2 separate regions of the Homo sapiens genome follow, and region 2 is linked to region 1. A link is a contact called in ENCODE Hi-C or POLR2A ChIA-PET data. All regions are on one chromosome and are shown on one strand. Each heading gives the region's core, a stretch centred on a gene start or an enhancer-like site at or near the end of the contact. The rest is flanking DNA. Distances are from core to core; before and after follow the strand shown. Region 1 overlaps PTPRC (protein tyrosine phosphatase receptor type C). Region 2 holds the start of KIF14 (kinesin family member 14).

Region 1 (3,809 bases), core at 714-3,213:
ATTTAGTATTCTGGGTAACAAATGCCAAACTTTTAACCACTTTTCAGGGGTGAGAGGAGAGGAAAGGACAGAGCCGGCATAGAAAACTTGTTAATTAGTCTGTAAAAGAGCAAGCAAAAGACTTCACCAAAGTTACCACTTCAGGACAAGAAATATTTTTCTTATATAGGAGAGACTGATAAATCATGGTAAACATTCTACGTTATCCTTATCATTCCGTCTCAAGGAGGTATGTATACATTGTGTCTTTCATGAGCACAATTACAGTCCACATCACTTTATTTTATTCCCTCCTTGTATAAGAAAGCAACATAATAAAATAATACTCAGGCTCAATATTTTGCCATTTTTACTATCAGATTACCAGTCATAGTGTCAGTCTATCTATACAAAACATGCTAAAATATTCCCACGATACCAGATTATCTCATAGAATTATAGAGCCTCATCAGTTCATGTGTATCATTATTAATTCAACAAATATGTATTTAAAGGCTACTCTGTAACGATAGGCACTGCCTATACAAAGACAAAGGAAAACATCTCTCTCTCTCTGAAAGGTGCTTAAAGCAGAAAGAAACTAAAAACCAAATAAGGAAGGGTATTCCAATGAGACAGACCAGAAAGATGTCCCTGTGGGCATGTAGGATGGCTGAAATGTATATGTGCTCCACATCTCTCCCCTGGAAAGGTGAAAAACCTGTACTGTTGCACAGAGCTTGGGCACAGTTTAGTTTAACACACATTCATCGAGTATTGAATCATAATTATACTATTTTTGTCTGTGGAAGAGATGCCACAAATGCATTTTTTATGGGCTATAAAGAAAGCCAATGTCAACAAGAAACCTAAAAAAAATGTGTTTGTGTTCATTCAGGAGTAAAGCAGAGACATTCAAAGATGAACAGCAATTCTGAATGGAAAGAGGCCAGCTGTAAAACGTCATAGAAGACCTGCAGTAGAGATACAATCCTGAGAAGAATATTTAGCAAGAATGGGGTTTCAGATTTCTGGTATTTCCATATGGGTGGAGATTGAAGAAAAAAAAGAAAAGAGCAAAAGTTTTCTCATAATGTTTTGCAACTTCTGCTTCCGGGCCCAGTCAGAGCCCAAAAGCAGCAAGAGAAGTAAAATGAAAACACTGAACATTTTTTTTGTTTTGTTTTGTTTTAAATAATAATTAATTTTCACTCACAAAACTGAGTATACTTAATTCAGGTATGTTTGAGATTTCAAATGAATATCTATAGTGAATGCATTTTTATTTAAAAGGAGAAAATGGTTTATTCTTGACATCCTTTCTTAGCTTAGAGAGAAATAAAATCTTCAGAAAATAGTGGTGGCTTACAAAAGTTGGATTTTTTTAAAGGAATAAAATGGAAAGCACGAGTAATCTGATGATAATATTCAATAACAGAAAAAGTTCTTGCCACTAACACTTTATCAACTATAAACATAAAAACCTACTTTCTTAAAGATTAATTATCTACACTGTGATCAGCATAAATGCACAGCTAATTTTTTTCTGCTCTAGTAAGTGAATATTTTGGATTTCAGAATGAACTTTGCTTTACTAGAAAGAGGTAAATCAAAATATTTAATCTACATAGGAATACATACAGTGTGTGTGTGTGTATATATATATTTATATATATACACTATATGTATTAAAAAAAAAACCTCTTGATTCCATCCTATGGTGGAGTTAGAATGTTCTATTAACACAAGTAGATATTTCGTTTTAAACAAAACTGATTTTTTTTCCTACACTAATTTAATCTCCTTGCCTAATGTTCTTTAGTCCTCCAACAGGTCTGCCTACTTAAACAATTTCTAGTCACAGGATGTGGCTGCCACAGTTTTATCTCCATCTGGCAGAACATAACCAACCTGCTTGAGCTCTCAGCTCCTGTTTTATAGCAACTAAAGTTTCCTTGTTCACCCGCTCCCCCACGCCACCTCCATGACGTGCATTTCTCGTAAAACTACAGATCAGTAAACTTCCTCAGGGAACTTGCAGTAATGTATGACAAAAAAAAAAAAAACAAAAAACAAAAAACTAGTAGCCCTGTGATGTGTAGCAGAATTCATCAGACTAGCTGTCTGTTCTGGCACTGATTGCCAGGCAAGCTTCCATTGTGCCTTCATAGCTCATACACAGTGCACTTTCCCTGTATTAGGCCCTTGTAGGTATCTGGATCCATGGGCAAAAACTTGAGTAGGGGAGGGAAAGAAAGGGAAGCAACAATACCTTTTAAGTCAAAAACTGAGAATAATAGATTGCTATTTCTTCTATATGCAAAGGATGAAAATATACCTATGACCCTTTTCACTGTGAAATGCTTAATGTTTGTTCTAGCAATTCTTACTGGAAATGACTGCCTTACACAGTTGCAAATGTCTTAGAATAGTATAGTGAACATCTATGATTGGAAATAAGTCCCTGTTAATCTTTCAAATAATGACCAAATTTTTGTAACCTCTGGTAGGTACAATTCGTAAATACATGGATAACTCTTACAGGACAAAAATTACATCCTACTTATAGTGAATATATTTTTATATCATTTTGTTAAAACTTCTTAAATTTTTCTAATAGTTAATACTTAATTGTTACTACAAAATTCTCACCTGTGAATCTTTTAAGTTTTTTAAAAATTATGTGATATCTCCTTTGTTCATTGTATAGAGTACCCAACGAACTTCATGGTGAGTGATGCTTAGTGGGTGCTTTCTGATGAAGCATCCAGTAGTTTAACCAACTGGTCTAGAATAGCACAGTGTTACTGCTGGGAGCCATAAAGAAATTATTTCAATGAAGTTTGTAGTTTTCAGTTAAGGTGGCTAGGGTAGGCAATTTTGCCCTCAGTTGACATTTGGCAATGCCTGGAGACATTTCTGGTTGTCACAGTCAGAGCAGGTTGGGTAAATGTGCTGCTGTGTCTAGTTTACAGAGGCAGGAATGTTGCTAAACATCCTACAATGCCCAGGTCATCTCAGTTCTCCAACTAGATTGTCCACAGGGTCAAGATTCAGAAACTAGTCTAAGCTGTAAATCTCACTGAAAAAGAAACCAGGCTTAAAGAAGTCAAGTCACTTATTGAATACCACATACCAGAATCTCAGTCTAGTGAAGAGGAATTAGTAATAGAGTTAGGATTCAAAACTTGTCCCAAAATGCCTAATCCAACATTCATTTCATTGTATCAGGCCACAGAACAAATACCTCATAATATGCTGGAGGAATTCTAGACCAAGTTCCCTCATTTTTGGTGTAACAAAGGACAAGTCACTAAATATCTATGAGTTTCAATTTTCTTTTTTGTAAAATAGATGCGTTGAAATAGATTATTTCTAAGGTCTCTTGCTTCTCTAAAATTAATTGTTGTATAAATAATGCTACTTTACATTATAGTAGTTTCCAAATTCCTTTTCTCTTTCTTTAATTTTTTTTCTCTTTTTAAAATGTTTGGTACAGGAATTCTAACTCAAATAAAAGCAGGAAATATGTCAGCTAATTAAAAAAAACCGGCAACTTGAACAATACTTGTCTCTCAGTAAATAGTAAAGACCATCACAAAATAAAAGGTATTCTTATTTGTTATTATTTAATAGAAGACACATTCTCTGGTCCATTTATATCCTGTATACAAATTAACTTATTTTGATTGTATCCATGCAATCTAAGACAATAAAAATAGAAGAAAAAACAGCCACATAAACAGCAAAGTGTTATTACTGATTTAATTGAATTGATTTGACATTTTCAGTCCACTGATATATTTCCTGAGATAAAAGTTGCCCTTAGT
Region 2 (3,682 bases), core at 429-2,928, 2.0 Mb before region 1:
TTCCTTTTAAAATTGAAAAAGGTCTTTATGTCTTCTGTCATGTTTAATATATATTTCCAGTTACATTTTATTTTTATTATTTTGAATTATACATATGTTTAAAATTTTTATGTATTTGAGTTTGTCTGTCTTTTCTTTGACATATCTTGCTTTGTTTCTAAATTGAATGATCATTTTCCCATAGATGTGATAACTTTTTTTTTTTTTTTTCTTGAGACGGAGTTTCTCTCTTGTCCCCCAGGCTGGAGTGCAATGGCGCGATCTCGGCTCACTGCAACCTCCGCCTACCCGGTTCACGTGATTCTCCTGCCTCAGCCTCCTGAGTAACGGGGATTACAGGGGCCCGCCACCACGGCTGCCTAATTTTTGTATTTTTAGGAGAGACGGGGTTTCACCATGTTAGCCAGGCTGGTTTTAAACTCCTGACTGCAAGTGATCCGCCTGCCTTGGTCTCCCAAAGTGCTAAGATTACAGGCGTGAGCCACCGCACCTGGCCCTGATAAATATTATATTCTATTTTCTGATAGTTTCCTTATACCTTAATTTTAATTGAGTTTTAGAATGATTTTTAGAGTAAGATTTAGAATGAGTACTTTATCATCTGTTTGGTTGGTCTATATAATTGGAGCTACTTATGGTCTCTATCTCAGTGAATACTTCTTCAATATCTCTGTACTTTTTGCCTGTTTAAAAAACATTGTTGCTTTACAATATCTATTTATCTAGTCTTTCTCATTTATTTGGTTATTTTTCAGAATGTATTTGTAATATTTTTTCAGATTTCAAAATCTTATGGGGGCTGGGCGGCGCAGTGGCTCACGCCTGGCAGCTTACAAGGTCAGGAATTCGAGACCAGCCTGGCCAATATGGTGAAACCCCGTCTCTACTAAAAATACAAAAATTAGCTGGGCGTGGTGGTGCGCGCCTGTAATCCCAGCTACTCCAGAGGCTGAGGCAGGAGAATCGCTTGAACCAGGGAGGCGGAGGTTGCAGGGGCCACTGCACTCCAGCCTGGGCTGCAGAGCGAGACTCCGTCTCAAAAAAGAAAAAAAAAATTAAAAAAAGGGAACTTTTACTGAAACGGAGTTACATTGTACGGCGGCAAGAACCTTCAAGTTCTAGTTATGCCACTGCTAATTGTCTGATCTTTCACAAGTTTAACTCTAAACCTCAGTTCCTCATCTGTAAACGAGGGATAACATTAATATTTATCTCACAAGATTTTCAGGACTGTTTAAAAATTCATATAAGACATTTAGCATATTTCCTACGTGAACGCCTTGCATAGGAAACACTAGAAAAGTTAATTATTATGATTAACTTGGGGGCAAATATCCATTTACAATGTGAAGTCTTCGATGTAATGGCTTCTTTTAGATTAAAGACCGACAAGAGTGTCACTGTCATGCTTTTCGTTTGACACCCACTTCAACGAGGGGCCCGCTGCGCCCGCGACCGCCGCCCCTTCCTCTGGTCGGATTTAAAGGGGGCCAAGCTCCACGCTTTAGCAGAACCCGAGGAGGGGAGGGAGCGTTGCCTGGGAGATGAGGGTGGGGCGAGTCCAGCATTCAGAGACGGCTACCGGAGCCCAACCACCGGCACTTCCGGGGGGCGGGTGGAAGCAAAGGCGCGGCACCCGACGCGACGCCCAGCAGCCAATCAGAAGGCGGGGCGCCCATTCAAATTGCGGCCTTCTGGGGAGCCGGCGCTGGAGGTGGTGAGTGGCGTGGGGACTGTGTCGAGGGGGTCCCCAAGGTGCCGGACCCTGCGGAGGGGCGAAGTTTCGGCACTGGGGAGGGCGTGCGGACGCTTTCCCTACAGGCGACCACTGCTCTGCGGGCGGGTGGTCTTAGCTCCAGTCCCCCATTCAGTTCCTCAGCATTCCAGGTCGGCGGCGAAGGGGTCCCCGAACGAAGGGCGCAAGGCAGCGTCTCTGCTGGGACCGGGAAGCCGGACTTCAGGGCCTCTCGGCCCGTGGGCTTCTCCCCGAGTCTCCCCGAGTCGGTTGGCATTAAGAGGTAATTCTTAGTCATAGCCCCTGGTAATGACTAGCAGAGAAAGAACAGAATCACCGGATGTTTTGGTTTGGATTGTGCTTATTTTCCTTGTATTCCTTCCAGTCCTCTTTAAAATCTGATGGCGAAACTCCTCAAACAGAAACCGTATTGATTTGTGCAAATCGCAAATGGTTTTTAGTTGCAAGAGAATTTCCAGAATCTTCTTTTTGCCTTTAAATTCATTTCATAACAGGAAAATTCTGTATTTTGAGTTGAAACGTTGATGGGAGATGCTTATAAGCTGACGAATTTTTTTTGTAATGACTGTTATTTATGTAAAAATTTAAAAGCCTCATTTAAAAATGAACTTCCATTAATTTGTTCCTCGCTAGCAATAATCTTTGCAATAGTTTGAACCAGTGTCATTTTACAGGTTAGAACCCGGCATGCAAATTTAAAGTCTTGTTTACATCCTTGTAAGGAGTTGGATACAAAGCTGACTAAAAGCCAGGTCTCTTAGCTGTCACTGCTGTTCCCTTTCTTTAAAACGTTAATACCTGATAGATATTGTTGCTGTATATTTACATACACCTCTGTCTAATTTGTTGTCTTACTGCTAAAGGGCAGGTTGTCTGTTTATCTAATCTTGCATGGTTTTTCTCAACACAATTAATTTACAGTACTTATCGTACTTACTGCCTGTGGTACTTGGGAATAATCTGCCTCGTGACACCAATCAATTCAATCTTCTCTATAGGCATTCCTGTATTCAACATACATGGGCCGGACGCGGTGGCTCACGCCTGTAATCCCAGCACTTTGGGAGGCCGAGGCGGGCGGATCACAAGGTCAAGATATCGAGACCATCCTGGCCAACATGGTGAAACCCCGTCTCTACTAAAAATACAAAAATTAGCTGGGCATGGTGGTGGGCGCCTGTAGTCCCAGCTACTTGGGAGGCTAAGGCAGGAGATTTGCTTGAATACAGGAGGAGGAGGTTGCAGCAAGCCAAGGTCGTGCCACTGCACTCCAGCCTGGTGACAGAGCAAGACTCCATCTCAAAAAAAATATTTTTATAAAAATAAAATAAAATAAACCTTCTTATGGAACATTGGCAAAAAAAAAAAATACGTGTAGCAGGTATTTATAAAAATACTTTGCTCCACACTCTGATTTAGGTGCTAGGGTTTCCTTTAGTCCTTCCCATTCCCCACACTGGAAGTACTTGAAAATCTATGTTGGCATGCACTTTTTACATCTTCTAAGTCACTTGACACATTTGGCCTGATATATGGCTTATCAGTATATTTCTTCTAGACTAAAGAAATGGGAATTGTATTCTTGTCTTTGAAGTCTACAGTATCTATCAGAGGGCCTGGCACTAATGGAAACTTAGTCAATATTTGTTGAATAATGATGGTAAGTTCTCTGAGAGACTTGCCTGAAGTTGCTTGGAAGCAGTATCTGAGCTGCAGATTGTGATCTATTGTAATGTATGCCTCTGGGAATTTACTTACACAATGGGATGTTCTCTCTATATTTTTAAAGCTTGTTTGTAGTCTGTGTGATCTAAATCTTTTTTTTTTCTTTTAGTTTAGCAGATACTTTCAGAAATGGATACATAAGAAATGGCTGGAAATCAAATGAATGTCCAAAGAAGAGCTTAGGGTCTTAGTAACATTCTT

Evidence for each region. Hi-C counts contacts between places; a loop is a spot of excess contacts on that map. ChIA-PET counts read pairs that join two places held with the same protein, here RNA polymerase II (POLR2A). Pooled maps may share reads with other maps.
Region 2: a loop to region 1 is called in a map with no recorded cell type, with 2.5 times the contacts of the local background. The contact joins the promoter of KIF14 here to the enhancer-like site in region 1. A Hi-C loop is called at or near these places in 1 of 37 single-sample maps with no recorded cell type and 2 of 50 pooled maps. POLR2A ChIA-PET finds 5 or more read pairs at or near these places in 1 of 52 experiments (activated CD8-positive, alpha-beta memory T cell).

The regions. Positions count from the first base shown.
Region 1 is chr1:198,654,890-198,658,698 of GRCh38, reverse strand. All of the region lies in intron 2 of PTPRC (protein tyrosine phosphatase receptor type C), which reads right to left. PTPRC-AS1 (PTPRC antisense RNA 1) reads left to right here. Exons shown (of 3, transcript NR_199042.1): 3 at 878-1,146. Among named protein-coding and RNA genes, the nearest start is that of PTPRC-AS1, 10 kb to the left of the region's middle. Within about 2 kb of position 1,963, at least 15 of the 41 ENCODE cell types and tissues checked have a DNase peak (open chromatin) inside an H3K27ac peak, as active enhancers do.
Region 2 is chr1:200,618,747-200,622,428 of GRCh38, reverse strand. KIF14 (kinesin family member 14) reads left to right here and starts at 1,678. Exons shown (of 30, transcript NM_014875.3): 1 at 1,678-2,018; 2 at 3,591-3,682. RefSeq lists a silencer at 1,591-1,740 and an enhancer at 1,909-2,410.